5 separate regions of the Mus musculus genome follow, and regions 2, 3, 4 and 5 are each linked to region 1. Evidence: chromatin loops called from intact Hi-C (ENCODE). Cell type or tissue: heart. All regions are shown on one strand. Each heading gives the region's core, and the rest is flanking DNA. Links, peaks and the distances in the headings are about the cores only.

What was found. A loop is a pair of places that touch in the nucleus more often than their neighbours do. Peaks named below come from ENCODE experiments on the same cell type or tissue, not always from the same donor. Only the 100,000 strongest peaks of a DNase experiment are listed, where the experiment ranks them.
Region 2: it touches region 1 in a loop (2.8-fold over the local background); 10 of 42 quality-filtered maps call a loop at or near these places.
Region 3: it touches region 1 in a loop (2.1-fold over the local background); 3 of 42 quality-filtered maps call a loop at or near these places.
Region 4: it touches region 1 in a loop (4-fold over the local background); 10 of 42 quality-filtered maps call a loop at or near these places.
Region 5: it touches region 1 in a loop (3-fold over the local background); 3 of 42 quality-filtered maps call a loop at or near these places.

Annotation. Positions count from the first base shown.
Region 1 is chr11:65,627,754-65,633,813 of GRCm38, forward strand. No RefSeq gene overlaps it. Among named protein-coding and RNA genes, the nearest start is that of Gm26128, 4.4 kb to the left of the region's middle. In heart, for the core only: a CTCF peak has its summit at 3,609 (motif pointing left); no DNase peak of the experiment used is centred there; H3K27ac peaks cover 1,275 bases.
Region 2 is chr11:65,194,270-65,200,329 of GRCm38, forward strand. It overlaps Myocd (myocardin), which reads right to left. Exons shown (of 13, transcript NM_146386.3): 8 at 1,833-2,125; 9 at 799-952. Among named protein-coding and RNA genes, the nearest start is that of Arhgap44, 34 kb to the left of the region's middle. In heart, for the core only: a CTCF peak has its summit at 3,179 (motif pointing right); no DNase peak of the experiment used is centred there.
Region 3 is chr11:65,364,288-65,370,347 of GRCm38, forward strand. No RefSeq gene overlaps it. Among named protein-coding and RNA genes, the nearest start is that of Gm12295, 79 kb to the left of the region's middle. In heart, for the core only: no CTCF peak of the experiment used is centred there; a DNase peak (open chromatin) is centred at 2,684; H3K4me3 peaks cover 537 bases; H3K27ac peaks cover 3,839 bases.
Region 4 is chr11:65,268,606-65,274,665 of GRCm38, forward strand. It overlaps Myocd (myocardin), which reads right to left and starts at 1,384. Exons shown (of 13, transcript NM_146386.3): 1 at 1,039-1,384. The coding sequence starts at 1,093. Gm30586 (a long non-coding RNA gene) reads left to right here and starts at 1,320. Exons shown (of 3, transcript XR_001780238.2): 1 at 1,320-1,658; 2 at 5,466-5,532. In heart, for the core only: CTCF peaks have their summits at 1,619 and 2,617; a DNase peak (open chromatin) is centred at 1,416; H3K4me3 peaks cover 2,615 bases; H3K27ac peaks cover 2,986 bases.
Region 5 is chr11:65,345,734-65,351,793 of GRCm38, forward strand. No RefSeq gene overlaps it. Among named protein-coding and RNA genes, the nearest start is that of Gm12295, 61 kb to the left of the region's middle. In heart, for the core only: a CTCF peak has its summit at 3,495; no DNase peak of the experiment used is centred there; H3K27ac peaks cover 2,999 bases.

The DNA.
Region 1 (6,060 bases), core at 617-5,616:
ATGTTCTAATTAAAATTAAAAAAAAGCACCAAAAAGGACGTCTACGGTTGTAATATATATGTGTGTATATATATATATGTGTGTATATAATATTGATAATAGTTATATATAATTAATATATTAATAATCAATACCATATATCATTATATGATACATTGTTACATAGTAATATAAAATGGTTAATATATAATAATACATAAATTTATATTATACAGTTAATGCTATGTGTACTCTGCTAGAGTTTAGCTCGTCTTTAAGTTAAAAACATAATAATGCAGATCAGTGAAACTGCAGAGGTAGAACATAGGAGCTCATATTTCAGTGCCTTTCCTGTTTTACCCTGTCAGAGTCCAGCCTCAGATGAGCCCAGACTGTCATTTAAGACGTTGTCAATGGCACTACCATTTGTAGGGGATTGGGGTTTGGGGCCTAGCACTCAGATCCAGGAAGGGTCTTCTGTAAACCCTGAGATTTGGCAAAGGTCATGGCTCATGGTAGCCCCTCCCTTTGGATGTTGACAGGAGACCATTAGTGGCAGCAAGCTGAAGAAAAGTACCCTAGATGAGAAGGGCAACCTGTGCTCTTCAGGGAGTGTAAGCTTCTTTTCAATCTCAAGGCCAGGGGAAAGCTCTTTCCCCGTTCCACCCCTACCCCACCCCTACCCCACCCCTACCCCACCCCTACCCCACTATGCACATCTTCTTCACACAGTGGCTGACCTAAGCTGTTTCCTGATCACCTAAGGGCATCCTTCTCCCTTTGGGACCTATGACTTCTTGGAAGACAGGTCTATGGTTTTTTTCTTCCTATATGTCTTGACTAGGAAAATGACCACAGAGCCAGTGTGAAGATGAGCTGCAGGCAGCTGAGCATGGCTGCTTCTGGGTGGCAGAGCTTTCCTGTCTGGCAAGCTGACTTGCAGGTGGGAGTTCTCACCCACTTCCCAACAGGGAGGCTGGTATGAGAGTCTCAGGCAGTGATGGAGCACAGTTGACTCCAAAAGGCACAGGAAGTTCTATACCTGGACGTAGGACCCAAGGATGGTGTTGGAGACACTATGGAACATTTTAGGGCCTTCCACTGATGTTTCCTGAAGTGCCTCCCTGTTGTTTGTATGCCAAACTGCAGAAATACACAATTATTATACCTCAGGTTACTTTTCAGCTTTCCTTCTTGCCTCTTGTTGGGTGCCATGACTAAAACATAGCTCTCTCTAAAAATAACCTTTTATGACACTGACACCACTGAAAATGGTGACAAATATTAAGCACTTGCTGTACACTGGGCATTCTCTTTTTATATACACGCATCTTACTTGTTCCTCATATAACATTAGAAGATGCAACCATTATGGTCTCTTTTTTACAGATGAGGAAGCACACATAGGTCAATTAGACAATGAGCACATTAGATGATACAGCTATGTGGAACTTGATTTTTTTTCAGGTGTTTTTGTTTTGATTTGATTTGGTTGGTTGGTTGGTTGGTTGGTTGATGGGTATTTCAAGAAAGGGTGTGGTGTGTGTGTGTGTGTGTGTGTGTGTGTGTGTGTGTGTGTGTGTGTATTATATTTATATAATGTGGGAAGCTGAGGAAGCCTTGAGTGAATATGGATAAAGTCCTGAGTGAATGTCTATTGTTCACATGAGCATTGCCATGCAAAGGATCTAATGCCTCAGGTGAATGTCAGAGCTTCCCTGACCCCAGCGATAAGGCCCAGAGGGACGGCCAAGCCTTCCTCTAGCCTATGTATAGATATTGACAGTGAGTACAGACGATATCCACTGCAGCTTTCTCCACCCACCCAGGCATTTATATCTGAAGATAAGACCCCTATCGTCACTGCAATATTAGCCCTGCCTCTTCCTTGTTCAGCTGTGTACATACGCTGCCACCTTCTTGTTCAGCTTTATGCAATAAACATGGTGAGACTCTAGAGTGCTGAGTCTTCTCCAGCTAAGAGCCCAGACCATCTGACCCCAACTTCTCTGTACCTGTGTGTGTGTGTGTGTGTGTGTGTGTGTGTGTGTGTGTGTGTGTCCATAATTCATTCCCTTGTCTCCCCTAGTCAAGGTTTCAGGACCCAAGCTGTATAAGAACGTTGCCATTCAAAATGGTATATAGAATTCATTATGTAGCCAAGGCTGGATTTGTGAGCCTCAGTCTGCAGGGTGCTGAGACTGTATGTAGGCATTTTCCACCTTGCCCAAGCAGGAATGGTTGTTTATACTCTAGTGTGGTTCTGATTTTTCCTAGGATAAAAAAATAAACACAGTGGAAAAAAATAGCCTCTTCAAGAGATGGTGCTGGGAAAACAAGACATTCACACACTGAGGAAAAACTAACCTTGTATCTCACTCTGCACCCAAACCTACTCCAAAGAACAAGAGATCTTGCAGGACCTGAAACGCCAGAATGAACGGAAAGAAAGGGTACAGGAGTCCAGTTGCTTGGGGAGTAACACTGGCAACTGACAACTGAGACCACATGAAATGCGAATGTTTCTGTACACAAAGGAAACAGTTAATCTCATGGAGAGACAAACTACAGAATGGGATAGAATTCTTGCTAGCCACACCTTTAACCAGAGAATTGATCTAGACTACACGAAGAACTAAAAATATTAAGCAACAAGAAAACAAACACTCCAGCCAGTGAGTGGGCCACTGAAATGAATGGACAGTTCTCAAAGGAGGAAATATGAATGGTCCTTAGACAAGAAAAAAATATTCAGCCTCATTAGCCATCTGAGAAATGCAAGTTAAAACTAATTTAAGATTACACTTTCTCCAGGAAGAAGGGTGGCCATTAAAAATGAGCAACAGCAAACAGGCCAGGTTGTGGACAGCAGGGGACCCTTAGCCACTGCTGGTGGGAGTGGAAACTCAGCCAGCCAGTATGGTTGTTTCTCAAACAAACAAACAAACCAAAAGTCTATGAGTCTATGACCCAGCCTTGCCACTCCTTGGGTATTTGCCAAAAGGATTCCAATGTACTCACCATAGAGACACCGACATATCAGTGCTAACTGAAGCACATTACAATAGCTATGTTTTGGGGCCAACTGAAGCATACAAAACAGGAACATGTGGTAGGTATACACAATGTTTCCTAAATCCGTGGTCTCAGGATTTTCCAGAATTGAATTATGTTTGCATTACCTTCTGGGAGGAACAGAACATTTTACAAGGAACGAACTCTTCCTTCTGTCTGCAACCATACCACACTGAATGCACCTGATCTCACAGCTCTTCTTCCCTGCCTAGACACATATGAGCACTGTTCTCACACCTACTACTGCTGCCTTTTGTTTACACAGGAACGCACATTTCTATCCTTTGGCTCACAAGAAAAGGCTAACTAACCAAAACATGTCACCATGGCAGCGGCACACGCCAAGTGATTAACTTTGGTATTAGGGTATAGTACATTAGGATATATTCGGTATGTTATTATATTGGGTATATAGATTAGGGTATATTGGTATATATACAAAAATCTCCATAACAAAGGTAATCTAGATGAGGGGTGGCATTGGTTTGTAGTTGGAGCATTTATCAGAATGTAGTATTCACTTAGGAGTCTTGTCATTGGGGGACACTGCCACCAAGTGGTAAATGACCTGGTCACATTAAACAGACCAAGTCTGCCCCAGATAAGCAAGCCATCTGCTCAGCGTACATAAAACAAGGAGCTTCGGCTTCTGCATAGCAAACCACAGCTTTCTAACAATAATTGAGAACTGTCTTTACATACAATATACCATTTTCTTTAGTAACTCTGGAGTGGAAAATGCAGGAGGTTGGGGGATGAGGAGTGATCATTCTTACTGCCCTTAAGATCTTCCTAATATCAGTGCCTGACAATGTTGTAGCCTGTTACCAAGAAAAGTGTTGCTATGAGGCCCCCAGAAAGGTGAGACTTAGACAGGCAAAGATTCAAAGACAGATGCCCCTAGAAGACAAAAACCTGTGCATAGCTTTGAAAAGTTGATACACTTTTAACAGTTAAAGTTGTCAGGGAAAATCATTGTATTCTACTGCCGAGGCAAAGAAGTCAACAGTACCCAGGGAGAAGATGATTAGCATGATTTTCTGTGATGTGGGGACATCACCTGGAAATTTGAGTTAATACGGACAGCAAGGTCCAGCATTCAAAACCTGTACTGGCTTATTTTTCTTATACTGAGAGGCGAGTGGAAAGATGGAAAAAGAGGAAGGGTATTGATCTATTAGTATGAGTGCAAATAGGCTTAGCAGGGTGTGACTGAGCTTTCTGTCACTGTAACAAAATACCCGAGGACACCAGCATATAAAGAACAAAGGTCTAATTATCTTATAGGCTGGCCCATTGCTTTGGGCTTATGGTGACGTAGCAAGTTATGGCAAGAAATGGGCATGGTATTGTAAAGATTCTCACCTTGTGGTCAGGAAGGAAGAATGAGGGAGAGAGAAAAGACTGGGCTCCCATGATGCTCTTCAAGAACATTCCTCAGTGACCTGAAACCTCAAAGTTTCAATTGTGCCACACTGGGAACTAAAACCTGTAATACATGTGCCTCTAGGACATTCCAGACAACAGCAGGTAGAATTCCTCCATGTTGTCTTCTGAAAGACACCAAGGTGTAAACAGAGAAGAGCTCATGCTCTTCTCTATCGACAGTAATGTGAGACAAGCTTCATTGACTATGACAGAAAACAGCAAGAGACATACTATCTTAACCAAACACCTTAAAAATGAAGAAAAATGTTCCCAGTATTCCCCATGACTGCACCTGTTTCCCAGTGGAGACCCAAAGAGTGGGTGCCACCAACAGGCAGATGAGGCTCTGGGGTACAGAGATACCAGACAGTTGACTAATACTCTTCCTTTCCACTGTCCACCTTCACTACCCTGTGGGTAAAGTCAGAAGTGACATAAAAAGGCAGACAGTGGTTCTTTCCTGAGAGTCTACAGCAGGGACCCAAGCAAGAACAGGATCACAAGGAGTTCTCGGGACCTTGGCATTCTCATGCAATCTCTGACTTTACCTCACTACAGTTCTGTGCAGAACAGAAATTGTGCTGCCTGGTAGACATTGTCCTGCCCATATTCCTGCAGAAACACCCTCCAACCACTGAATTCCTGGTTAAGAAAAGAGAAAGGCCTGGGTGTGGCTCACAGTAGCAGAACACTTGCTTAGCATGCCCAAGACCATGGTTTGTGTAAAAAGAATCAAGAGGGAAAGAAGGGTAAGAGGAAAATAGAAGGAAAGGGCAAGACAGGAAAAGATGAGAAGGAGCAGGGGATAAGAGGAGTGGATAGAGAAGTAGGGATGGAGGAGGAGGGAAGAGGGTGAGGCAATGGAAGCAGAGGGAGAGAAGGAAGAAAGGAGAGGAGGGGCAAGGTGGAAGGAGAAAGAATAAGAAAGAAGGAAACAGCAGGGTGGTGGTGCACACCTTTAACTCCAGTACTTGGGAGGCAGAATCAGGAAGATTTCTATGAGCTGGAGGCCAGCCTGGCCTACAGAGAGAGTTCCAGAATAGCCAGGGCTGTCTTGAACAAAAAGGGAGAAGGGAGCAGTGTAACCTGGATGGTTTGTGACCAGAACTGAGAGCTCCTTGACAAATGAGGAAATATAGGCCTGCTCATCCTAAAGGACGCTCCGCTCTGGTTCCCTTCAGAACCTTTTAAAAAGACGAGTGGCTATCAGACCATCCTATGCCCTGATTTGCTGAAGCAGAGTGAATTTAGTATATAATTTACCATCTTCCAGCCTTGGTTCCCTCTCTGCAAACACAAGAGGCTCAATATTACAGGTTAAGAGAGCTGTGATAACAGGCAGAAAGGTGCAGGTTGGGCTCTGGTGAGGCCTCGGCAGAGGGGCCTGGTGTCCATAAGATATCATTGAATTCCAGATGACTTCACATGGAGGTGGGACTAGAATGTGGAGCCTCCAAGCTGCAGAGGGGTGCTGATTTTGAGGGCTAGGCTCTGAAGAGATCAGGCTGAAGGCTGAAATCTTGGCACATGTAATCAATTCTTCACAAACTTAGCCTACCCTTGGGTTATGTGTATTGA
Region 2 (6,060 bases), core at 426-5,425, 430 kb before region 1:
AAGGTTCATACACTGTAGAGACCTTATCCATCCTGCTCTGCCTCCATATGGATACTGGACAGAAGGGGAACATGTCGATTGATCTTAAGGAGTGCTTTGAAACATACCAGGTTCAACTAGAAACCCAGTGTCATTTGAGTGAATATAGATCCCTGTGATCTGTAATAAGTTGCTGGCGTGTATATTCCATCTAATAAGCTGTTACATCAGGGCAGAAGTTCCCAGATTTGGGGACAGAGGAGGAAATTGTTTAAAACTATATTGACAGAGGGTTGCTAACATTGTTTCTTATTCAGTGAGGAGCAAGACACTCATTTAACAACTGGATAAAAGAGCGCAAACCACTCCACTTTCTTCAGTACAGTCAGCACTTCCTAACAGGAAGTTGACTTTAAAACTAAAAAATGTTAGGAAGAAATATAGGCACATTAGCTATATGGATTGTTCTGTGGTACATGAAAAGCAATCCCATGGTTTCTGGTTTTTTCCTGTTTCACCAGAGACGGCCAAAAATTCACCAAGAAATTTACCATTGCTTTCGGACATTCTGGAAGCTTTATAAGTCGCACACCTTCCCTCTCTGTTAAGCTCTACTCCAACTTAATTCATTTATGCTAATGAGAAATCTCAGGTGCAGCAGAAAAGAACAGATCGCTCAATCAGCCTGGGGAGGCCGAGGCAGGACCTGTAGGTTTGAGTTTGGCCATTGCACTGTAAATTCTGTGACACCCATGGGTCTTTCTCATACTTTCTCCCTCATCTATGTTTTACTCAAGAAAATTAGGTCACATTGCTTACCTTGAGATCATCCAGGTTGGGTGGGAGGGGGCCTGGTTTGAGAGAAGAAACACCAGTTTGTCCAGAAATGCTATTTTTGACAGGGGATAGAGGGGTATTGCTCAGTGGTGTTGAAGAAGGATTCGGATTTCTGGCCATCTGTTCATTTGGTTCTCTGAAAAACAAAAGGCACATGCAATACAATACAATACAGTACAATACAATACAATACAATCAGACCTATGTGGGTGGAGCTTGGGACAAGTCACAGAGTAATTGCCTACAGGGGTCAGTGAGGTAACAAATCAGTAGAAGAGGATGGGAGAGGGAAATCAATAACGTGATCTAGACAGCATATGCAGAAAATCCCCAGCTTCCTTCCTAGGACACTGAATGACGTGATGGAGTCAGAGGCCTGGGGACGCATGCAGGTCCACCCATGACCTAGCTGAAGCAAAGGCAGGTGAAATAATCCTTGTGTTAACTGTATGGGTGAGGATGCCAACCATGTAGAATATGAATAGGGACTGGCAATACAGGCACACAGCCTGGGTTCAGGGGCCAGTCTCAAAAGCTGACACATAGATCTTTAGCAGTGACCTCAAACTGCCAGCAAAGTCAATTCTGTATTCTTAGACATTCCACAGTTTAGTTTGGAAACACTATGAGTTTCCCTTTCCTCTAAAGAACATTGATTTATTTGCTTCCTCTCAGCCTGCCTTTACTTCAGCTAGGTCATGGGTGGATCTGCATGCTTCCCTAGGCCTCGGACTCTATCACAACATTCAGTGTCCTGGGAAGGACACTGGGGATTTTCTGCATATGCTGTCTAGATCACGTTATTGATTTCCCTCTCCCATCCTCTTCTACTGATTTGTTTTCTCACTGACCCCTGTAGGCAATTACTCTGTGACTTGTCCCAAGCTCCACCCACGTAGGTCTGATTGTATGCATGGTTTCTAAAGGGAGTCAGAGGCCAAACATATCACAGAAGGACATGATGTAATACAGGACACACTGGTCCCAAGCATCTGACCTCAGCTCGAGGCACTCACTTGAGGTGTGTTTGGTGCATCCCAGGGTAGCTGAACCGCTGCTGCTGCTGCTGCTGCTGCTGTTGCTGCTGCTGCTGTTGCTGCTGCTGTTGCTGCTGCTGGCTGAGGATCTGTAGCTGCAGGAATAGCTGCTGTTGCTGGAGCAGCCGGGCATAGGCAGAGTCCATGGGTGGGGGAGACTTCTCTGCCTTCTGGTCTGGGGGGATGTACTGATGGTATTTGAGCTTCTTCACCTTTGGTTTGGGGTCTTTGGGCTTTTTGTGGCGGTTCTTACTGTCACCCAAAGACTTGGACTGCAAAGAGAAGGGAGAGATGGCTTGTGTTGTAGGTGATGGTTAGAAGATTTTTTTCCCTCAAATTCTGGGAATACAGTAAGGCACAGCACTCATGTATCAGATGAACAGATTTTACAAATCACCACCCTCACGGCACATAGGCACCTTACACCTTACTGGGCTCTTGGAGCTTTCCTGGAGTGGAGTTCAATGGAAGCTTATGTTTCAGTAGCTTATATAAAACCTATAGATATCTTAGCACTCTGGTGTGGGGGTCACTCATGAGAGTGTATGTAAGCAAGCACTTCAAGTTAAACATATGGTAAGTTGACTTGCTAACATTGTATCTGCAGACCCAGAATATGGTTCTCAAACTGAAATACACCTGGAGACTTGCCTTCACTCACATTCAAAACTACCCACATCTAGCAGGAAGTCACACCCTCTGAAATACTGATTCCTTACTGTGGGGAGGGCTACCCACACCCCACACCCTTTCCAGGAGTCACTAACCATATACTATCATCTGCACACCATGAGGGAGTAAGGGCACAACTTTGGGAAATTAAGATAAGTGTTTGAATATCAATATGATATAAGTTTACTATATATAAGTTTCATCCCATACAAGATGAAAAAAATTTGTTTGCATCTTAGTGTTCAGCATAAAGATCATAAAAGGGTGCAGTCTTAGGGGATAGAGCACTTGCTGCCAAGCCTTGAGTGAAGAGCTGACTTTCATTAGTTGTCTTTTAGCCTCTACATATGTGCTGTAGTAGGCATATACTTCCATGTATACACACACACACACACACACACACACACACACACACACACACACACACAGAGTTTTTTTTTTTTTTAAGATCATAAAAGTAACAAGGGTCCTTTAGAAGGATAATTCTATACATAAACTTCTCTGGGAATCAAAGGGCCCTTATATATGAAGAAACTATAAGTCAACTGTCATGGAGTAGTAAAATAAAATCCAAATCAGATTTTATCAAAGGTGGTTCAAAGGAAGAGCATGGGCATCAAATTGGAAGGAAAGCGCAGTACCACCATTGTACAGAAGAGGGAGCTCCTGAATAACTGGCAGGCACAGTCTCCAGGGCAGCCTCCAGACTACAACTTCAAGAAGCACGTTTGAGAGTGACCTCCAACACTCCAGCATTCCATCTTTACTGACTTGGGCACCTTGTAAGCTGCAGGCGCTTTTGTTTTCTGAATCTTCCTCTCTGGGACTAATGAATAATGATTGGGAGTATTTCTGTGAGCATGGTGGCTTTATTTCATTCTACTCATTAATCGATTTCGATTGGCCTTCTGGTTAATTAATCATACTTCTGTCTTGGGTGAGTTTCTGCAGGGTCTGGTGATAGGTAGGGACTGTTGCTGACTCAAGGGTGCTGAGGATGCCTTTGTTCCCCTATATTGCCTTAGTGCAGGCATCAGGAACATTCCAGAAGATAGTGTGTAACAAAGGTTATTGACATGACACACCTGTACAGTTTCACTCTTTTTGTGAGCACAGGGGATACTTGCTCTCTATTTGCATGTCTCTCTTTCTCTTTACAACTCACAGGACATAGAAGATGCACACATGCGTTTTCTTAAGGGTGGACCAGGGATGGATCCACTGTGGCATTGAAGTCCCAAGCTGTAGGACTCATCAGCTGGAAAAAGGAAGGGGGGATCCTATGGCTAGAAACTCCAAGACTTTCGAATGCAGCACTGATTCAAATTACAGGAGATAAGTTCTTTATCACAGTATCCAGGTCTCCTAACCACCTACCCAACCTCCTGCTCCCTTCTCCTCAAGCTTGCTGCTGCCGGCAACAATGTTGCTGTCTGACTCCAGCTCACTTTCAAAGCTGGCTCCATCTTGGGAAGTTTGTATGCCCTCCTTACTCAGCATGTTGAGGGTGCAGGGCAGTGGTCACATCCCTAATGATGGAGTGAGGAACAGCGGAATCTAATCTCCAATTCCCCTGCCTAAGCAGGAGAGCCTCTTTTATTATTGATGTAAAATGCAAGGGGCATTTTTGTACTTTCACACTTTTGTGTGAACATCATCTTCTATCCAGTCCCATAAAATCCCCACTGTTCCCAAGGGAATGCCTTGCCACCAAGGAATCATTTCCCACTTTCCCCTCTTCATAGCTGCCAATCTTGTAAAACATGCTTATTTTGGACATTTGAATCCATGAAACCCTGTTGAATGTATTTTGGACATTTGTATACATGAAACCAAGTTGAACATGTTCTGTGTCTGTCTTCTCAAACTTGACATGTTTTCAAGGTTAGTTCATGTTGTGGCAGTGTCAATATGGCATTACGTTAATGGCAGGAGTCAATATGGCATCCCTTTTTTTCTATGACTGAATAATATTCAGTGACCTAGCTCCACCATGACTTTATTCATCCATCAGTTGGTGGGCATTTGGGTTGGTTTGAACTTGGAAATATGGCAAATAGTGTTGCTGTGAAGACCTTGTGAAGAATTATTAATTCTTTCAGGTGTCTAGCTAGGAGTGGAGTTGCTGGACCACATGGTAAATCTATTCTTAATTCACTGAGGAGATGAAAAACCTTTCCACAGCAGTATGAACATTTCATATTCAGACCTGCAGTGTGTGGGGCTTCCAACTTTCTTACATCTTTGTAGGCATTTGTTGTTGCCATGTTTTGATGGATAATATTCTAGTGCACATGAAATGATATTTCATTGGGCTTTAACTTTGCACCTACCCAACGACTAACCACAGTGAGATTGTTTTCATGTGCTTCTTGGAAGCTCCCATATTCCTAGAGGGATATCTGTCCAGACCTTTGCACATCTTTCATACTTACACAAGACACTGTGATGGTTCATGATGGTCTGAAAACCCAGCTAGACTATAGAGGGTGAGATGATGTTCTTACTGGCTTATGCATGACCTCTGGGAGATTTTTAGGTATCTTCCTCTTCTATAGGATTTTTATGGCTTCTGAGAATAATCTGTGAAGTCTCTCTTCAGCCTTATAAAAATCATATTGTGCCAATTGGGTTGAGTGGTTCTATCCAACTCAGCAGTTTCCTTCTAAGAAGCCTTCTAGATCAGTGATTCTCAACCTGTGTGTTGTGCCCCTTTGGGGGTCCAGTGTCATATCCTGCATATCAGATGTTTTCATTATAATTTGTAACAGTAGGGAAATTAAAGGTATGAAGTGGCAATGAAATAATTTTATGATTGGGGTAATCACAACACGAGGAACTGAATTTAAGGCTCTCAGTACTGGGAAGGTTGAGAACCACTGCTAGATGAACAGAAAGTGTTGCATCTTCAACAGCTGGGGTTTAGGTAGTGATCATTCAGAGGCTCTGGGCAGTCACCTATAAACAAGCAGCCCAGTGGACCAGTGGAGTTTGTATGGGTATGAATTTTTTCAACTGTCTGTCATTCTGTTCTTCCTTCGGGATCCTAGCACATCTTTGTGGTATGGGGAGGTTGACAGCTTTACTAATTTGAATTATGCAAAACTTAAGTATTCAATTAGCAGAGCTACTATAATTCTGCTTTAGAGACATCTTTACCAATAATGGGAACCTTCTCCATCCCATGTGCATCTAATAGATGATAAAACTATTATCGTATCATTGACTATTACTTTAATTTACGACCTAAAAATTTCCCAGAACTGTGTCGCCAGGTACTAAAGGTAGCAAAAGAATCGAAAAGAAAAGTGTTCCTAACTGAATCCAATAGATGTTAGCTAGTACAGAGTAATATAAGAAAGCCAAATGGCTGCAATGTCTAATTAGGAGACAGTTCTCTGCGAATGGCTGGACGTAATGCTGGGAAAATAAGTATGAAATACAGTAGTCACTGCTGGCTGTCTCCTGTGGGCGTAACTCCTCCCATGCTCCTTTCCCCCATTGCATTAGAGCTCTTGCAATACCCACAGCTTCA
Region 3 (6,060 bases), core at 519-5,518, 260 kb before region 1:
ACCCGTCTCCCACTTGTGGCTACAGCCACCACCTCACACTTCACTTACTGGGGTTGGCTGAGTCCTTCTTAAGATTCCCCGTGCCATTTCTGTAATCTGATTCAGGTGGGACCAGAAGCCACCATCTCTAGGAAATTTGGCTTTTTCTCACACTTCAGACCAGTCACTTTTGCTTTGCCCTGGGAACCCTGGATGTGACATGTTCACCTTCTCTGTCTGTGATCTTCTGTGTGTCATGCTAATGAAATCACAGTCACCAGTGTCTTTAAGGTGATGATGGCTTTAAGGGCCAGAAGTGTGCTGCAATGCTGATAATAATTATATAATTAGTTCATCGACAACTTTATACACATATGACCTTATGGAACACATATATTACCCCATCCTGTTCTCTAGATGAGGAACCTGAGGCATAGAAAGGAGAAGCAATGCCAGGAAATGTGGGTTTGGCTTTGAATTCTTGTGTAAAGACTGGCCACCCTGGAGTGCAATGGCTACTTTCTAGTCATCTCCACAGAGTTTTTCTGTGCAGAGAAGTGAGCCTTCTCTTAGGAGACATATATCCATATGTTTTCTCTGGTATTTCTTGTGGTTTTTCCTCCATTAGTCAATGAGGCCTCTGTTAAACACGAAAGAAAAGAAAACCAACAAAATCCAGCTACCAAAGGAGGCATATTTTTAGCTATTGAGTCCCAAATCCCAGGTTGTGTGGTCATAAACCAAAGATGTAAAAGATTAGATGAGAAGCTGGAAGCCTTTTGCTCCAGGCCAGACTCTTCAAATCACAGAAGAAGAAGGGCCAGAGAAGCATCTTTGGGAAGGATGCCGCCCCTCTCACCACCTGCTCCATGGTCCAGTCACCCTGGGTGGGACAGCAAGACAGCTACCAGACAAGGTGGGAGGTGATAGCATCTTATGTCGTCCCTGTCCCTAGGGTTTAGATGAGGACATCCTCCTATTTAACTAAGATTATATCTCCATAACTAAGCCAAATTGGAATTCAATGTAGAAATTAAAGAGAGTTACAGAGAAATAAGGCAAGTTGTATTTTTTACACAGCTGAGAGTGGGGCCTCTGAGTAGCCATGGTCATTGATTCTAGTCTATTCAATAAAGCTATGAGGCTACTTTTTTTTATTTTTTAGCTATCCACATGCTATAGCCTTTAAGTACAGAGTAGAAAAATTGCTTTTTTTAGTGATAATTAAAAACAAAGGAGCCTTAGCAGACAAGTAGGAAGTAAATAAAGGGGGAAAAAAAGCATTGTATTAGTATTAATTGTAAGAAGTATTACCTATAAAGGCCAACTCTCTGAGGCACAGCCCACCCTGTCCTATAATGAATCTTTATTCTTCTACAAGAGAGAGTGTCTTGTGAGGATGTACTTACATTTTGTTTGGTGGACAAGTCGCGTTCTATTCCCTTCCCTCTGAACTCTAACTTGGGATAAGCCCTTAGGAAACGGAGTCTGCCTCCACCAAGCCGTCCTTCAGCCGTGTTGTTGTGCAGAAAGAAAACTGCCTGTGAATCAGCTTGGTGTCATGGAAATTATGCTTTGTGGCAAGTACGTTCGTTACGAATGGTTGCTCATAAAAACGTGCCAGCACGGATGTCACCGCAGCCATCTCAACCTGCTGTGAACCTGTCTGTGATAAATCCTGGGAAAACCAGTGAGTGCTATCTTTAGTACCCACACCGTCTTACTGGCTCGCGTCATTCACAGCTCTAAAAATACAATTTATATCATTGAATTCCTCAAATTCCTTCAGTGCTTACACTCTGATTTAAGTGGCATTAAAGCAAGGGTGATTAGGCTGAGATGCCCAAGGCTACTGACCAATGCCCTCCCTGGGGTATTAGCTGTCTATCAGATACAGTGTGTTGTTTATCAGTCTCAGACTCAGCATGGTTAGACGCCTTGGGATTGTCAGCCTGAGAGAGAAACTTTCAATGACAGTGTGTAGAGCATTCTCTGTAGAGCTGATACAGAGGAAGGGAGTCATAGAATTTAAAGTCCAATGTGGAACACTCTGTGAAGAGATGCAGGAGCCATTCATGTGAGTCAGAAGACAGGCACACACTCAGATTGCTTTGTCTGAACCAGTGGTTCTCAGCCTGGGGGTGGTGACCCCCCCTTGAAGGTCAAATGACCTTTTCATGGGGGTAGCCTAAGACTATCAAAAAACAAAAACAAAACCAAAAACAAACCAACCAAACAAACATAAAAACCCCACAGTTATTTACATCATGATTCCTAATAGTAGCAAAATTACAGTTATGAAGTAGCAACAAAAATAACTTTATAGATGGGGGGAGGGGGGTCACCACAACATTCAGAACTGTATTAAAGGGTCACAGCATTAGGAAGGTTGAGAACCACTGCACTAAACCAACAGGCTTCTCAGGACAGCTCCTAGTGAGAACCAGCTAGAATTCTCTCAGGCCCGGGCTCATTTCCCAACTCCCTTCTCTGTGAACCAGCTGGAGCAAGGAGAGAGGGAGTCTTTTGACTACTTTTAACTTTCTCCTGTGGTCCACTGGGCCACTTTTGTGTTCCTGGGGACACCCTGTTGCTGCTTCTGATAGTAGTTGTGGTGTATCTGGGTGCATGCCAAGTCAAGGCTTGGTTTGGTTCTGGAATGCTGCTTTCACAGTGAAGGGTTAGAAGTTAGGACAGGAAGTTATAGCTGCAGGAGACTGGAGAGAAAACCCTCACTGGAAAGGAGATTTAATGCCGTGAGTCACTTCTTGTGGACAGCCAGTGCTCCAAGCTCCCTGTTCTCGACCAGTAAAATGTGGCTGTGGGCCTGCCCGCCTGAACCAGAATTGCCTGCAGAACTTAACGACACCTCTGCCCACTCTGAGATTGCACTCCATCTCTTCTCACGGGGTGGAGTCTTTACTGAGCACTTTTAGACAAGAACACTTCCAGGGTCCATACCTTAAGTCTCTATGGGACAGTCTGAATTGGGGAAAGTAGCTTTCATGAGACTCCATTAGCAGGGGTCTGTTACAGTGGAATTGTTCGGAAACACAGCATCCCAGCAGGGTCAGCTCACTTTCTAGCTGGGAGCAAAGCGCTACTGAGAAGCAGTCTCTCCTAGGACCACATAAGGTACAGTCTTAGGTGGGGGTGAAGCTTAGTAAGTCTGAAGTACGTTGACATAACTGATGCTCTCAACATTTTGATGTAATTAAAATTGGGTACCCATAAATACAGTCACTGCATACATATACACACAGACACATATACATACATGCCACAATACACACATTTATACATACCCTATACATACAACCAAACACATATCACATATATACACACCCTATACATCACACATATGCACACCAAGCATATACCACACACACACACACACACACACACACACACACCATGCACATACACACATGCACACCCCCTAGCCCCTGCTTTTTCCAGAGTCTAGTTTGATACCTTGTATTGACAAGGGTCAGATTTAAAATATTATCTTGATGGAACCTTCATTCTGCCATTAATACATGTCTTATGCAATTCAGGACCCCGTCCTGTGACATAAGTGACTTGAAGAAAAATTATGGATGTAAAAAATCCTATTAATGAGCAAACCCCTCCCCACCAGCTGTGCTCCAGGGGTTCTGGGCTTGGTTACCAGCTTCTCGATGTGCAGCGATTTGACTGGTATGTAATACTCTCTCATTTTTCCTGATAGGGACGGCTAAGCACATTATGTTCTCTCTCCCAGTTGGCAGCTCAACAAAGGCCAGCCATAAAACCCTCCACTTGTGTAATAAACTGTTGTACAATCTACTGCTTATGAACAAGGTCCCTGAAAATGTGCAACCTTTCTGCACGTTAAACACAAAACAGATGGAGGCTTGAAAATAACTTTCTTCTTCAGGGGAGGGGAAAGTCCAAGAAGGAAAGAGAAGCCCAGGAGTCCTAACCGGGGGCTGAACTCTGCCCCAGGTCGGGGGGCAGCTCCATACCTGGGGGAGCCTATCAGGCAGCTGGATGGGGGAGGCTTCAAGGAACCTGGAAACACGTTCCTGGATCTTCCAAGCCAAGCAGGTAGAGCAGGCGGTCCAGTGAGACCCTTGAGCCTATTTTGTAAACTTCCCAAATGCAGTGATGCTTGGGGGCTCTGCTTCCTGATCCCTGTAGAAACATTGCTAGGGATACAAACAGTCCTGCTTGGCTGGTTCCCTGATTTTCTACTTGCTAGCCTTATATATGTGAAAAGGCAAATGTAGATAATTGTGAAGTAGAAGAACTGATAGAACCAGGAGTGTAATGATGTACGTGTTCTACACACATGCATGTGTTCATCATTGTCTATCTTTTATATTTTGGGTGGAACTTTAAGTACTTCTGTTAAAATGCACGTTTTATCACATATCACAGTGCATGCATGGCTTTATCTGTGGAAGTGACTGAGACTTGCTATTAATCAGAGCTGAACATCCTCGGACATACCCATGCTGGCTTTTGAAAGTGGCACATGTGTTCATGCCATGGAGCCCAAATGGCAGAAGCCAGCTGTCTTATATGATGTAATGATACTCACAGAGGTCTCTTCCCATATGAGATCTTGTGAGGGAGGACGAGACCATCAGTGGGAGCATTGTACCCCATGATTGAGGACTTCTAACGTTTTTGTCAGTCAGCATACAGTCAGGAAGATAGAAAGTACACTAGTATTCCAAACAAGCAAGATCTAACCTGGGACTTGATTGTTCAGATGTTGGAAGACCAAGAGAGAACAATGGGGATGGAGGGTACCATCCCTGCAATGCTGAAACAAAAGGAGATGAGAGGTACAGAAAGACTGCTCTTTCCTAGAAGGGATGTAGCTATTATGGATGGCCTCTCAGGAAGCAATAGAACATTTTGGAAATGTTGAGAGAGTCTGGCATCTCCATCTAGAGAAATATTGACATGGAAAACCCAGTCCATGTCCTCTACAACAACAACAAAAGGTGAGACTCAGTGGCAGCCTCAGACAGACCACAGGACTCCAGGCTTTGGAGATGAGCAGGGGGTGGGCGTAAGAATTGACACATGGTCCAGTTTTAGCCGGAGACTCCTGCTAGGTAGAATGGTGGAACAGTCCATCTGAGAACAAAGCTGGCAAGGAGTGCCTAACAGGTGGGTAGCATATACACTGTGAACACGCTGACCAGAGGATGAGCTGTGGCATCGGCACAACACCATGGGAATGGTGGTATGGTAAACCAAGTCTGTGTGAACTGTCCGAGACAGGGTGACAAAGAGAAAAACTGAGCATCTCGCAGAAGTGAGAAGAGGATGTATGGAGTTGGATTTCATATTTCAGAAAACCAGCTCACATCATCACCCAACACCGGAAGCTCTCAGTCTCGTCCACCTGACTCTATGGGAGTTGATCAGTTAGAGAGAAAGGGAGAGAATGACAGAGTCATTGCCTCAAATCAGGCAGCTGCTCAATATCCAAGTGTGCCCTGCTGTATGCAGCCGTCGGCTGGAACACTGTAGCCAATAACGGTACAATACATTTTCATTTAACTGTTCCTGTTCCAAACATCTTAACTTATCTAAGCCTCCTGTAAACCACGGGAGAGGAAAAAGTCACAGCATCCTGATTTGTCGTCTTCACCTTATGGGTGGAGTGTGGTCATGCTAAGTGAGGAGCCAGGTCATGACCTAAGTCGCATGCAACCACCCACTGTTCGGCCATGACATAAAAATCCAAGAGCGCCTTGGTTTTAATCAGGACTCAGGCAACCTGTCAAACGTGAAGATAGACCACACATGGCTACCGTGATAGTCTCACCCCTATTCCAGCAGCTCCAGTTACCACAGCTTCAGACACCCAGGGTAAATTTCAGTCGGAAATACTAAATGGAAAATAACAGAAAGGAACAGTACTTAGATGTTAAGTAGCAGATTCCCATGCCGATGCCGTGACTCGTCCTCTGGTCAGCGTGTTCACAGTGTATACGCTACCCTCCTGTTAGGCACTTACCGCCTGCTTTGTTCTCAGATGAACTGCGGCAATATCCCAGTGTCTGTGCCTATGACACC
Region 4 (6,060 bases), core at 318-5,317, 360 kb before region 1:
TCAGCTCTTAAGTTTTCAACTTGCCTCACTAAACAATCCTTCAAGAAATCCCCAGAGTGTCCCATCCACACCTAAGGATCAGGAACAACTGAGGTGGTTACAGAGGCTCCTTATGGCCCATCACCCACTGTGCACAATTTCTGAGCCACTCATTTCAAGACAAACAGTTGAGTAGCTCCTTCAGAAGGACCAAGGGAATTGACAGAGTGAGTGGCACCAGCATCAGCCAGCACCTGTTACATGGAAGGCTCACACCAGAGCTATCCACCAAAATGTTCGTTCTTAGAAGGTGCCCTGCCATCATTGAATGGCCCTGTTACCACTGTTATAAAAGCAAGAATGGGCAAAGCTAGGTAGCCCTTCCAGGATGCGAACGAGGGAACACAATCCTGCGTCTTCTGTAGGCCCCCACGTACCCTTTCCTTATACTCACCTCTCCTGAGTGTCCCTCCAGAAGTTTCTCTGTGTGCCACTAACACAACAATTTTAGGGAAAATTGTCCATTTATAAATATCAGATGGTTTGGGAAAAAATATTTGTGGCGCTGGTTTTTTTCCCCCATGGTGATGTCATTTAAAAATTCTTGGTGTGCTCCAAATTCGCTATTTTTACTTCCTCCAAGTGACTTTTTTGGGAAATACATTTGTTTGGATTAGCTACATGTTAAGTGACCCCTAGACGTCTCACAGTCCTAGGCACATTGTCTCAGCGGTTGTAACTGATAACGCGCCCACTCTATAACTTCAGATCCTGGAGTTGCCCATTTCAACACAGTTCCTTTTGGGTCGTCCCCTTAAAAATGTCTATTTACCGATAAAGGAAAATATAGTAAAATAAAGTAAAACATTGGATTATTCGTAAACAAAACTCAAACTTAACACAGGTCAAAGGGAAGACATTTGAAGGCATTCAGTCAAACACAGTGTTCATTTTGGGGAAACAGAGGGAAGGCCGCCACCTCAGGCCCGAAGCATTCATTGTAAAGCAGTTGAGTGGTAGAGATGAAAAGTTTAAGGAGTGCTGAACGCCTTACTCTACCTGATCGGAACTTCCTTCTAATCAGCAAAGAGTGTTCAGACCCCAGGAGTGTCATGGTGAGTCTCAGCAAGCCGCTGGTCGTTGGCCAGGCGCCCCGCTTTCCACCAGAAACTGGCTCCCGGGAGCCCAGAGGACAGCAGCTAACAACCCAGAATTCATCCAACTCTTGGGGAGCTCCCTTGGGTAGGAGGACGCACAGTGGCCGCCAGTGTCCCCAGAAAACTGGCGCCTCCCCCCTCGCCGCTCGCGAGGCTAATTAACTCCCAGCAGGCAGGACCCTCCTCCTCTGAGGGTGGCCGGGAACAGCCGCATCCTAGGCGTTCCTGGCTGATGTCATAGGCTGCCAGCGGTCGCGGAGTACCGCCACCACGCCTTTATGAAGGTCCCAAGTTTGCTATCTGATCCTCTTTACTACTGACAGGAGATCAGCCAATCAGGAGCGGTGAGCGGGGCCTGGGGACCAGACGCGGCCCCAGGAGTCTTAACAGCCGGCTCTTAACTCTTTGCAGAATAGTGCGCCAAGGCTGCTTGCCCAGGCGGGAGTCTCTGCACTGGCACCCCTAAATCGGATGCCCGAAGGCTGCAGGCGGCGCCCGGCGTGCAGGTGGCGCCTGGCGACGGTAGGAGTGTATCTGCTTGTCCTAGGTGTGCATGTCCCTGGTGTCCCCAGCTTACTGCAGGGCTCTGGAAGGTACATCTCCAGAACGCGCTGGAGCCTGGGCCAAGAAGCTGGGTTGGCTTGCAACTCCCGGGAGCACCCGCTTCCCCTCTGTATCCGAGCGGTGGTGCTTCAGGAGACCGATGCCTGGAGCAGCTACTGAGCGGCTGAAGAAGTGGCAGAAAGTCTTTCCCTGTGGTTGGATGTTCTCTTTGGATTCACAAAAAGTTTGTGTCTGGGGACTGAGCCCAGAGTGCGATTGGTGCAAAAGTTGAGCGTACTATTGAGCACTCAACAGGGTAGGATTCGGTGGCCTGGGCAAGCCAGATCGGAAAAGTGCAGAGGTTTTTCACGTCCCTTTCATAGTGGGAAAGGGACCCAAAGAGGCGCTGAGGATGCGCGTCTCTGGGGTGCCTGGGGTGACAGGGTCCCACGTGCATCATTAAGTACAACACATGTTCTAAGACAAAGATTTAGATAGTTGGAAAAAAAACATTGAACTGCATACATACAACACACAATTTGCCACTATTTGCAACTTTATATGCACGTGAGCTCCCAGATACAATTCTTTACATCTCCCCTTTTGTCTCAAAGCTGTGAATTCTTGAAGAGAATGACAATGACAGGTGGAGGCCTAATGTAACAATATCTGTTAGGGACTAATCTCTGCCCTGATCCGGGGTCTTCTGCCTCTATCAACTGTTGCTGAAGACACCCTAGGGTGCCCAGACCTTCCTTTTTCCCATTCTCTGGGTTGCACCAATGCACTTGAATCTTGGAATTCGTTTTCTGAGATAGGTAATGCTCCTCCTCACTAAATCAGAGAGGAGGTGGAGCCCTGCTACTCAACTTCCTCTTGTGAATAGGGTTGGGCAGTACGAGCCTACAACAGGCTGCCTCCTGTGGTAGCCTGGCAGTGGTTGTGCATTCCACAAGCAGTGCTGAACTGGGCTGTTCCTGTGGGAACAGATCACAGCCGCTTTAATGGCTTACATCAATCCCGATTCATTACCTTGCAGGTTTGAAGGCTGGGAGTCAGAAACTGGTCTCACTGAGTTAAAAAAAAAAAATCAAGGTGTTGGCAGAACTGTGTTCCCTTCTGGAAGCTCATGAAGAGACTCCATTTCCTTTCCCTTTCCAACTACTAGAGGCCACCCATGTTCCTTGGCTTCCAGCCTGTTCTTCCATCTCCCAAAACAGAAATTGTGGGTCAAGTTCTTATTACATCTTATCAGTCTAGCTCCTCCCTCCCCACCTTCTGCATCTCTCTCTGAGTTAACCTTACTTTAAGGAAAAACTCTGTCAGGCTAGCTGATGATGAATCCTTATTCCCACTTGCTATGCAATGTAACATAATTGCAGATGCCTGAACTTGGAAGTGAAGGGGAAGATGTTGTATTGTGTGTTACATAGAGAAGGTCTCTCTCGTCCCAGCTCATCAAAGAAGAGAAACACAACAGAGGAAGGACTGGGAGGGGTCAGGCCCGCATGTCTAGAACAGCCCTAAGCAGGGTTGAGATGCATGGGGCAGGGGCGACTCCAGAGAAAAGAGGTAGCAGGATAAGGGACATCACAAAATTATCCCATGGAGGAAACTCTGTGAAACATGAAAAAGAAAGAATAGAAGGAAAGACCCAAAGGAATGTTTACACTGAAGACAGCAAGGCTGAGGAGATGCCCACGGCAACTTAGTGGGGCTTTCTTTATTCAGTGGGAGTTGTGATAAAATCAGCTGAAGGATCCAACCAAGGGTCTTTCTGACCCAGAGGGACGGAGGGGGTTGGAGTGTGTGCTTGTGGACAGGACCACAGTCCCTCTTTTGCTGGCTTTCTTTTATTGTTATTTAGTGAGATTAGTGAGATGAGGTCTCCCTGCCCTAGGATTTTTTTTTTTTTTTTTTTTTTTTTTTTTTTTTTTTTTTTTTTTTTTTTTAGTTTTCATCTCAAAAGGAGTTTATTCATTAATCCTTAAAGTAATATTTTAACTAATTCTTCAAGAATTTCATATTATCAATTTGGATCATATTCATGCTCCCTACCCCAACCCGATTCGATTCAGATCTCTCTCCACCTTCCTTGCCTCCCTACCCATCCATCTCTGAGCTGCCCTTGAGGTATTGTCTTCCTCCTCCTCCCTCCTCTTCCCCCTCCTCCCCCCTCCTCCTCCCCCTCCTCTTCCCCCTCATCCCCCTCCTTCTTCCCCTTTTGCATTATTTAAAGCCATTGTGTTAGGTTTGTGTTGTTTAGCTGCTCTTGTGAGTAGAGCCTGTTCAGGTTGACCACAGTCTTGCCTCAGCCTCTGGAGTGCTAGAATTAAAAGAGTAGAGCAGCATGCCTCCGTTCTTATTTTCGCTTCCTGGCTTTCTCCCTTCCTCTTTCTCCCATCTCTCTGTCTCTTGGTCTCACCCCACCCCCAGCAGCTCCATGGATGAGTTGGGAAACCCTGATAACCACAGTTCTCCTCGATTTTTCCCATCAGAGAATAGAGCAGCTGACTTCTGCCCTCCGGGATTTCTAGCCCTTATGGCTTTGGGATATCTATGGATATAAATATGTGCATTATAGAGGCTCATCCTTTGCCCTCTATGCTCAAATATTTTTATGACTTTTTTTGGTGGAATTTGGACAGGCTGTTCCCCCAGGAGAATGGAATCTCAGACAGCTGCTGTCAGAGTGTAGCCTAGCAATGTAGCAATGGCTGCTGCTACGATCTTACTCCTCCATGATGATTCTTCAGTATTCTTCCCTTTTGCTATGGAACTTTGCTTCAATTTATTTTACTTTACTGCTAGTCAATTAAAAAAAAAACTGTGTCACAAATTATAGTAACATGGCATGTAAAGACATGCACTAATGGAGCCCACATGCAAGGATGCTCTCTCAAGATTGTAAATTCTTATATAGGGATGAAAAGAATACATTATATAACTATAAGGTAGAACTAACAATCTTTATTACTAAACTGAGAGTGAGGATGCTTGCCTGTAAGCCCAGAACAGGGGAGGTAGAGGCAGGAGGACCAGGAATTCTCTGTCATCCTCAGCTAGAGAGGAAATTCCAGACCAAGGCCTGGGGAGACCCTGTCTAAAAATTAAAATAAAACAAAGAAAGGAAAAAGTCTAAACAGCAGCAGCAGCAGCAGCAACAATAACAGCAAAATTCATTGTCCTTTTTTGATGCTTCCTTGCCCCAGAGGCTTCAGGACAATGTGCTCATGGGTCTGTGGTGCTATAGGTAAAGACCATCATTGCAATAGACCATTCCATTTTTACCAAAACAAACAAACAAGCACACAAACTTCATTGTTACCGAAAACCATACTCTATTCATACTAGTGCCATTTGGCATTCTCAGCAGGCCAGCACATGGTTAAGGGGAGGTAATACTATATAAGGGGACATGAAAGTCAATGCCGGCTCACCTTAGAGCTCTGTCCTCCATAGCTGTGCTTCTCAGCATGAAGGTTAACATGGGAATGGTTGTGTTCATAGGCCTGAGCCCGGAGCATGGCTCAGGAGAGTCAGCTTGAATTCGGATCCTTAGAGGCTTCCTTCCCTGAGTGCAACATGAAGTTCGATAGTGGGTCACAGGCAAGTGCAGCGTGGTCAGCTCTCCTGGGTAGGTCCAGGACCTGCGTGCCTCCAGGAGGAGGCTCCGTCTCAGCGTGGTAGCTGGAAACCCGGCTGAATCAGTTTTCACAGTGATCTGGAAGAGTCCTTGGTTTGGATGTCTCCTGCTGTCTATAGTCTCTCTTCTTCCTTTCACAGATCTGACCACTTCTTCTCCCTTCACACACTCTGAGAACGCATTCTAGGATCTGTCTGTGTCACCAAGGTAAGTACCTGCCTGTCAGGCAGATTTGCAAACTCAATTAACTTCAGTGGGAGGAGAGTAAGAAAAAAAACAAACAGACAAACAGACAAACAAGAACATAGAGGTGAAGGGTAGCATTCAACAGATGGAACACCTGGTTGTTTGTGTGGTCCCAGGCTCTCTGTGGCCACTTGGGAGGAAATATAGACCTATACCACCCTGCTCCACAATGGCTCAGAGAATTGGAAATCCAGGGTGTAAGACACATTGGGGTTTTGAAAACACAGTTAGCTGTAAATAGCAACAAAGTGTGTCCTAATATATGATTGGTTGGACTGCGGGGAAGTTAGGTTATTTAAAAAGTAAATATGATGTTTAGCAAAAGAGCGCCTGCCTCGGCAGAATAATGCCCCATGATGACCCCCACCAACTGCTGCATGGAAGGCATGGTCCCTTCACTGCCATCCTCCAACAGTGGGGCAGAAGTAGCCAGGTACAAATGCTTGCTAACTGTCTCCTCTTCCAGATCTAGGAGAATCCTCTCAGCCA
Region 5 (6,060 bases), core at 724-5,723, 280 kb before region 1:
AGTCTCGCCTTTCCCTCAATGAGTGACAGCATGGATTAGTGTTAACAGACTACCATAGCCTGTATACACAGGCAAGAGGAAGGATCCAAAAACAAGGTCATATAAATCAGGATGAATCAAATGTGAACACTAGGACACTGAAGAAACAACAACAACAAAAACCAAGACTCTTTGGCTTGGCTTGGGCGGGGGTGGGGGTGGGGTGGGGTGGGAGGAAGGATAGTCTTTTAACCAGGAATGGTTGTATGCAGTGGTGGAGTACTGGAGGCTGATTCCTTCCAATCAGGGTACACCTGAACTCTCCACACCTCTACAACACTTTGGACACTCAGGCCAGTGCAAGACAACAATGGTTGGCGACAGAGGCACAGCCATCATCAAATTTCTTTCAGAAAAAATATGTTTTTCCCTTTAAGATAATTTAGTAAATTATTTCACTTTGGACTGGCAAAGATACTTGGGAAGTTGGCAAAAAAGCAAAATGAATGAGGCCCTCCCATCAGTACGATGACAACAGCCTTATTAAGCCCTGTGGCAACTTTAGAAGCAGCTTTTCAAAAATGTTTGGTTCATTAAACAACCAGGAAACACAATGGCAGTTAGTGGTCATGTAAAACTCACTGCAAAGTATCATCAAGCTATTCTACCAGAACATAAACGTGGACTATGTTATTTCTGAAGAGAAAGACATTGTGTTACAAATGCATTGGCTTTCCAAATAACAGTTGCATTTAAAAGATTTCCAGTTGCTTTCCTGATGGTATTTTTCATAAGGTGAAAACATTATTCTGAGCACCCAGAACTAAAGGAATGGGGATAGACAACTACATCCAAGACTGCTGTAAAGACAGGAAGTTGAGGGATAAGGGCAGGGAATAAGGGTGGCAGAAGGCACGCCAAGTGTATGCGGCAGGCATCACCTTTATGCGGCAGGCATCACCTTTCAAATAACTGGTTAAAGAAAAATGTAAAAACTGAAAGAGTTGCCGAAGTGAGACATTACTAGCAATTTTCGCTCATAATCTTGGGTATTAGAGGTTTTTTGTTTGGTTTGGCTTTTTAAGTTTTAGAAAATTTATTACAGATTCACAGGTGGGAGCTTAGGAGAGAGGAGAAAGAGCCATGCCATTTGGGTTAGGTATGAGAAAGGTGGGGACCTCGGGGAAAGAGTAAGGGAGCCCTGGATACCAGAAAAAAGGTGTACTCAGGTTCTGGCTGGCACAGAAGCAGAGGAGAGGAGAGGAGAGGGGAGGGAGGGGAGGGGAGGGGAGGGGAGGGGAGGGGAGGGGAGGGGAGGGGAGGGGCATGAGGGGAGGGGAGAGGAGAAGAGAAGAGGAAAGTTATGCCTGTCTGAGTCAGGACTCAGGCACCCAGAGCTAGCGGAACCTTCTGACAGCTCATGGCCACTGCACTTGTGTGGGGGAGGATGCCGGGAAGGAAAAATTCATCATCTCATTAAAGACAGAATTGTTCACCCTCTCTTTTCCCAGCATAGCTTACAATAGACCCACCTTTCCAAGGTGTGGTCACTCAGACAAATTGACAGGCCCAACTGGATTAACTGTTTATGTTTTTGGGTAGCTTGAAAATTTCTCCACCAGGCCAGAGACATAGCTTCCCTAAGGGACTTCCACAAAGTCACAATCAAGGCAACATACCCTCTTCAGAAAAGAGAACACTAATCTCTTGTAGAAGTCAGACCAGGGCCAGAGCCCCCAAACACTCCCGACATGTTAAAAGTTGATTTTGTTACTAATGACAAAAACCACTGTCATGGTTTGGATGGGGCATGTTCCCCACAGGCTCACATGCTTGAACCTGGTTTCCAGCAGTATCAGGGGAGAATGGAACTTTTGAGAGATGGGGTCCAGTTAGAGGCCAGCCTTGAGGGTTGCATCAGTTCTCTGCTTCCTTATTCTCTCCCATGTGAGCAAGTGGAACCCCAGACTTTGGCTGCCACAAGCAGCTATCATACGGGCCCTGTCACGGTGGACTGAGGACTCTCCTCTCTTAAGATGCTTCTGTCACTGTGTGGAGATAACACGGATAACTAATACAAGCACTCAATTCCAATCTGATTAAATATTTGACAAAGGAATCTGAGTGAAAAGTAAGTAAAAAATCAGGACAGAGCTAAAAGAAACTGAGTATTAGAGACAGAATTGTTTTTTTAAGTAGAAATCTTGAAGAAACAGTAAAAGTAGTTTGAGTAAATAAACACACTAAACAACTGTAGAATATAATATCAATATGGATTGGTATGATGGAATGTTTATGATAGGTGAAGGTTAATGTCCTCAGAATAGAAAGTGTGAATGTCTACACAGATAAATATGACTTCTACACACAGAGAATCAAAGAGTGAAAACCAATTCTGGGACAAAATAATTGCTAGTTTCCAAGAAAGAAAGATGCAGACGTTTAATCAACATGGAAAATTTAGTTTGCAAAGTTAACCAAGTAAATGCAAAGCAATCTATACAGTGTGGGAACAGAAAGTCATCTCTGCTTTTCCCAATGAACAAGAGGAAAGTCAGCCATGCTGCAGTGAAGGGCAATTGGCCAGCATGGATAGAAACCAACTGGGCTGGGACAACATACTCTTTATATGGCTATAAGACTTTATGCAGTTACCGTTGAGTTTAGGAAGACAATATTGATAACCCTTGGGGTCAAAGAGGTAAAGTGACTGAGAGAGACAACGCACAGTGTGGGGCATGTAGGAAATGCTCATTAAACATTCCCCCAAACTGCCTTTCCATGTGGGTAATCTTTGATATCCTAATGTAGTGCAATCCCAAGAAACTAATTGGAGATGTACGTGTGTGTGTATGTATGTATGTATGTATGTATTTGTGGGTGCATATGTGTGTATGTGTGTGTGTGTTTGTATGATTGAATTATTATAGCAGCTGAATTTAAAATAGCAGGAAAATGAAAGACACCAAATTCCCAGTGTTTGGGACTTAGTTTAATAGACTAAGAGTCCAATCAAAGTTTGATACTGATAAGACACTAGAATCATGTCCCTAAAGAATATTTAAGGACTTTGGGTAAAGCTCACCATAAAATGTTTGAAAAAAAAACCCAAGATACAAAATGTACACAAAATATGGCATGTGCTTGATTGTCTACATATATATTGAGGGATATATGTGTACATTTATCAGAGAGAGATACTATGAACATAGAGTTAAGTTGCGGTTATTTCTGGTATGTGAGGTTATGAATTTAGTTTTCCTCATGTTTTTCTGTATGTTCCCTCATATAAATGACTTTCTTCCTCTGGAGAAAGTGTTTCAGAGCAATGCTGTGACATTTTTACTTAGCCACCAGTGCCCAACGGACATTTGTCATCACCACTGCTCCACCAGCTCTCAGAGCCAGTTAGTTCTCCCTGTGACTTCTGCTCCGCTGCCCTGCTCCTGGAGCCAGTTCTACCTTTGTCTTTGAATCTGGCTGGCTCTGCAGGCTGGCCATTCACTCCTGCTGTCAGCAGAGAGCAGCCCGGAGCAACTCCTCAAGGCAGCCTTCTCCTCCCCAGCCACCTTCCTCCTTAACTGATCGACTAAAAAAAAATCACATAAAATAGCTTCTAATCACTACACTAATTCAACATCCTGTTCACTTACCATATAAGGGAACTGCAGAGTTAGAGCTTGGTGAACCAGCGTCCCTGCTTCCGAGCTGGTACACACGTAGGGGAAACCTGGTCTACTTTGTGACAAACACAGTCTGGAAGCATCAGAATTACCAGACTGAGCAAGTTGAGACACTGAATGGGATACATACTGCTTGAAACATTTTTAAAAGTTTTTCAAATTGAACTGAAATTAAAATTTAACGGGGAAGTCCATAATTATTTGGCAGATCTATCCAAATGATTTGTACGTCTTATGCCTTTTTCTTACAACAATGTTACAGGTGAGTGAACTAGTGGTCAGTGAGCCTTCAGTATTTGCTATATTCTCCCACCTATCAGCAGGGCCTGAGTTTGAACCCAAGTCTCTCTTCTGGCCTTCAGGGATGCTGAGCCTGCCTTGAAATCTTTTGCATCTGTGTCTGAATAGTTCACCAGTTCAGGATAGATGAATTTTGCTATGTTTCTGGATGGTGCCACCTCCAGTTAACCATCAGAGGCCAGCAAAGCATGGAGAAGTGAGGCTGGGACAGAGGGAACCTTGGGGCAAAGTCCTCAGCGGTATGTGGCTTGTGCACCTTGACTTTTCTGATTCTTCTGAGCACAGTACTCACTATGGGACGCTGTGTTGTGCATCCCATGGAAGGACAGTGGGTTTTGCACTAACCAGTCTTTCTCTCAGAGTCCAATCCCGATGCATACAGAAGTGCTGTCGAGGACTGCCTGAGGCCCTAGCTCTGGCCAGGAGTGGATCTCACCCGGCTGAACAATTCCTTCCTTGGGAGCAGGACTCATGGCACCCCAAGAGGGCTTCCTACAGACCCTGTGGTGAGAGTAGCAACAGTCTCACTGCTCCAACACCCCTTTCTCCTTTTTTACATTCTTTGTGTGCGCTTGCAAAAAGGGTAGGATATTAGAACATCTTAGATTTAAAAATTTCAGATTAAATTTGCTCAGTCTTAGCCCCTTAGAATTCCAGGCCTCTGCCTTTGGAAGTTGCATGTGGCTGTGTAAAACCTCAGGGGCTTGGATCAAATACCTCATTGACAAAAGAACACACATCTGTTTACACTGCAGAGGCAAGGGAGACCATACCAGGACCCCTGAGCAAAACACATCCCAGTCAGTGCCTTGGTAGGTAGAGACTAAGCTCAAAGCCAAGCAGAAAGAAGGCCCACCCTCAAGCCCTTAAGTTGATGTCTGTTTGAGGGGAATCAGTCAGAAGACTAAAGCTCTGTCCATCGTATATTATATTATATTATATTATATTATATTATATTATATTATATTATATTATATTATTTATATTATATAGGCAAGGTCAAAGTTTTCAGAACCTGAAAAGGTGGAGCTCTGCAGTCTGAGTGAGGACAGGAAGAGCAGAAGGCATTAGTCGCCTACCCTTAGGAAGATCTCTCTCTCCTCACAGGCACAAGAAGGATGGAGCCTAGGAGGCATGGAGAACAGTGAGGGCACAGTTCAGAGCTCTAGCAGGGTGCAGGCCACAGCCAGATCTGCTCTGTAGAATTGCAGTGAGGCGCCGTGCTCCTGGGCACCATTGCTTCTTGCTTCTTCCTAATCAGAACATCACATATTCTCACACCTGCTCTCGATTCGATTCTTTCTTTCCTTGGACTCACAGGAGAAGACAGCACTTGAAGGTTTGGCTCGTGCCAGTCCACATCAGGTGGGCTGAGGTGGGACCTTGACATTCCAGAGGACCCTTGGGCCCTGGAATTCAACAACGCCTACTGGTCTCCTCTGCGAGATCATCAGTAGCTGCTCCTTTTCCATTTTCTATGGCACTCACCATCCAAAGATGAGGGACATTATCTTCACTGCTCCACAGGCTGCTTCTGGATAGAGGCCACACCTCCAGAGCATTCCATCTATGTGTGGATGTCAACTGGTCTTACAAAAAGCAATCCCTTCATAGTCTCCACCCCTCTCTCTTGTCTCTCCAGACTTCCTCCCCCAAGTGAATAAACTTGAAGATGAACTCAAGACTTTGGCTTATAGCCTTCCTGCTGTGAAAGCTCTGTAGAAAGAGTAGATGGTTTCAATAACACTGTGGTGGACTGATCTTGTAATCTCAGGCCTCCTCCAGCTCAGGTAACTAAGGTCAGATCTGGGTGGCCACACCACACAACTGTGATCATAAATTCAAGTTTCCCCTTCTCAGCACTGAGCCTTCCCTCAGGGTCTGCAGGCTTTGTCTCACACACACACACACACACACACACACACACACACACACACACACCCCAGGAAAACAACTTTCCCACTGCTATACCCTTCGCTCTCTTGCTCTCCTGTGTGTGTGTGTGTGTGTGTGTGTGTGTGTGTGTGTGTGTGCTTGCAAGTGCATATGTGGGTATGCACACTTATTCTAAAGAAAAATAATATATTTGTTATCTTGT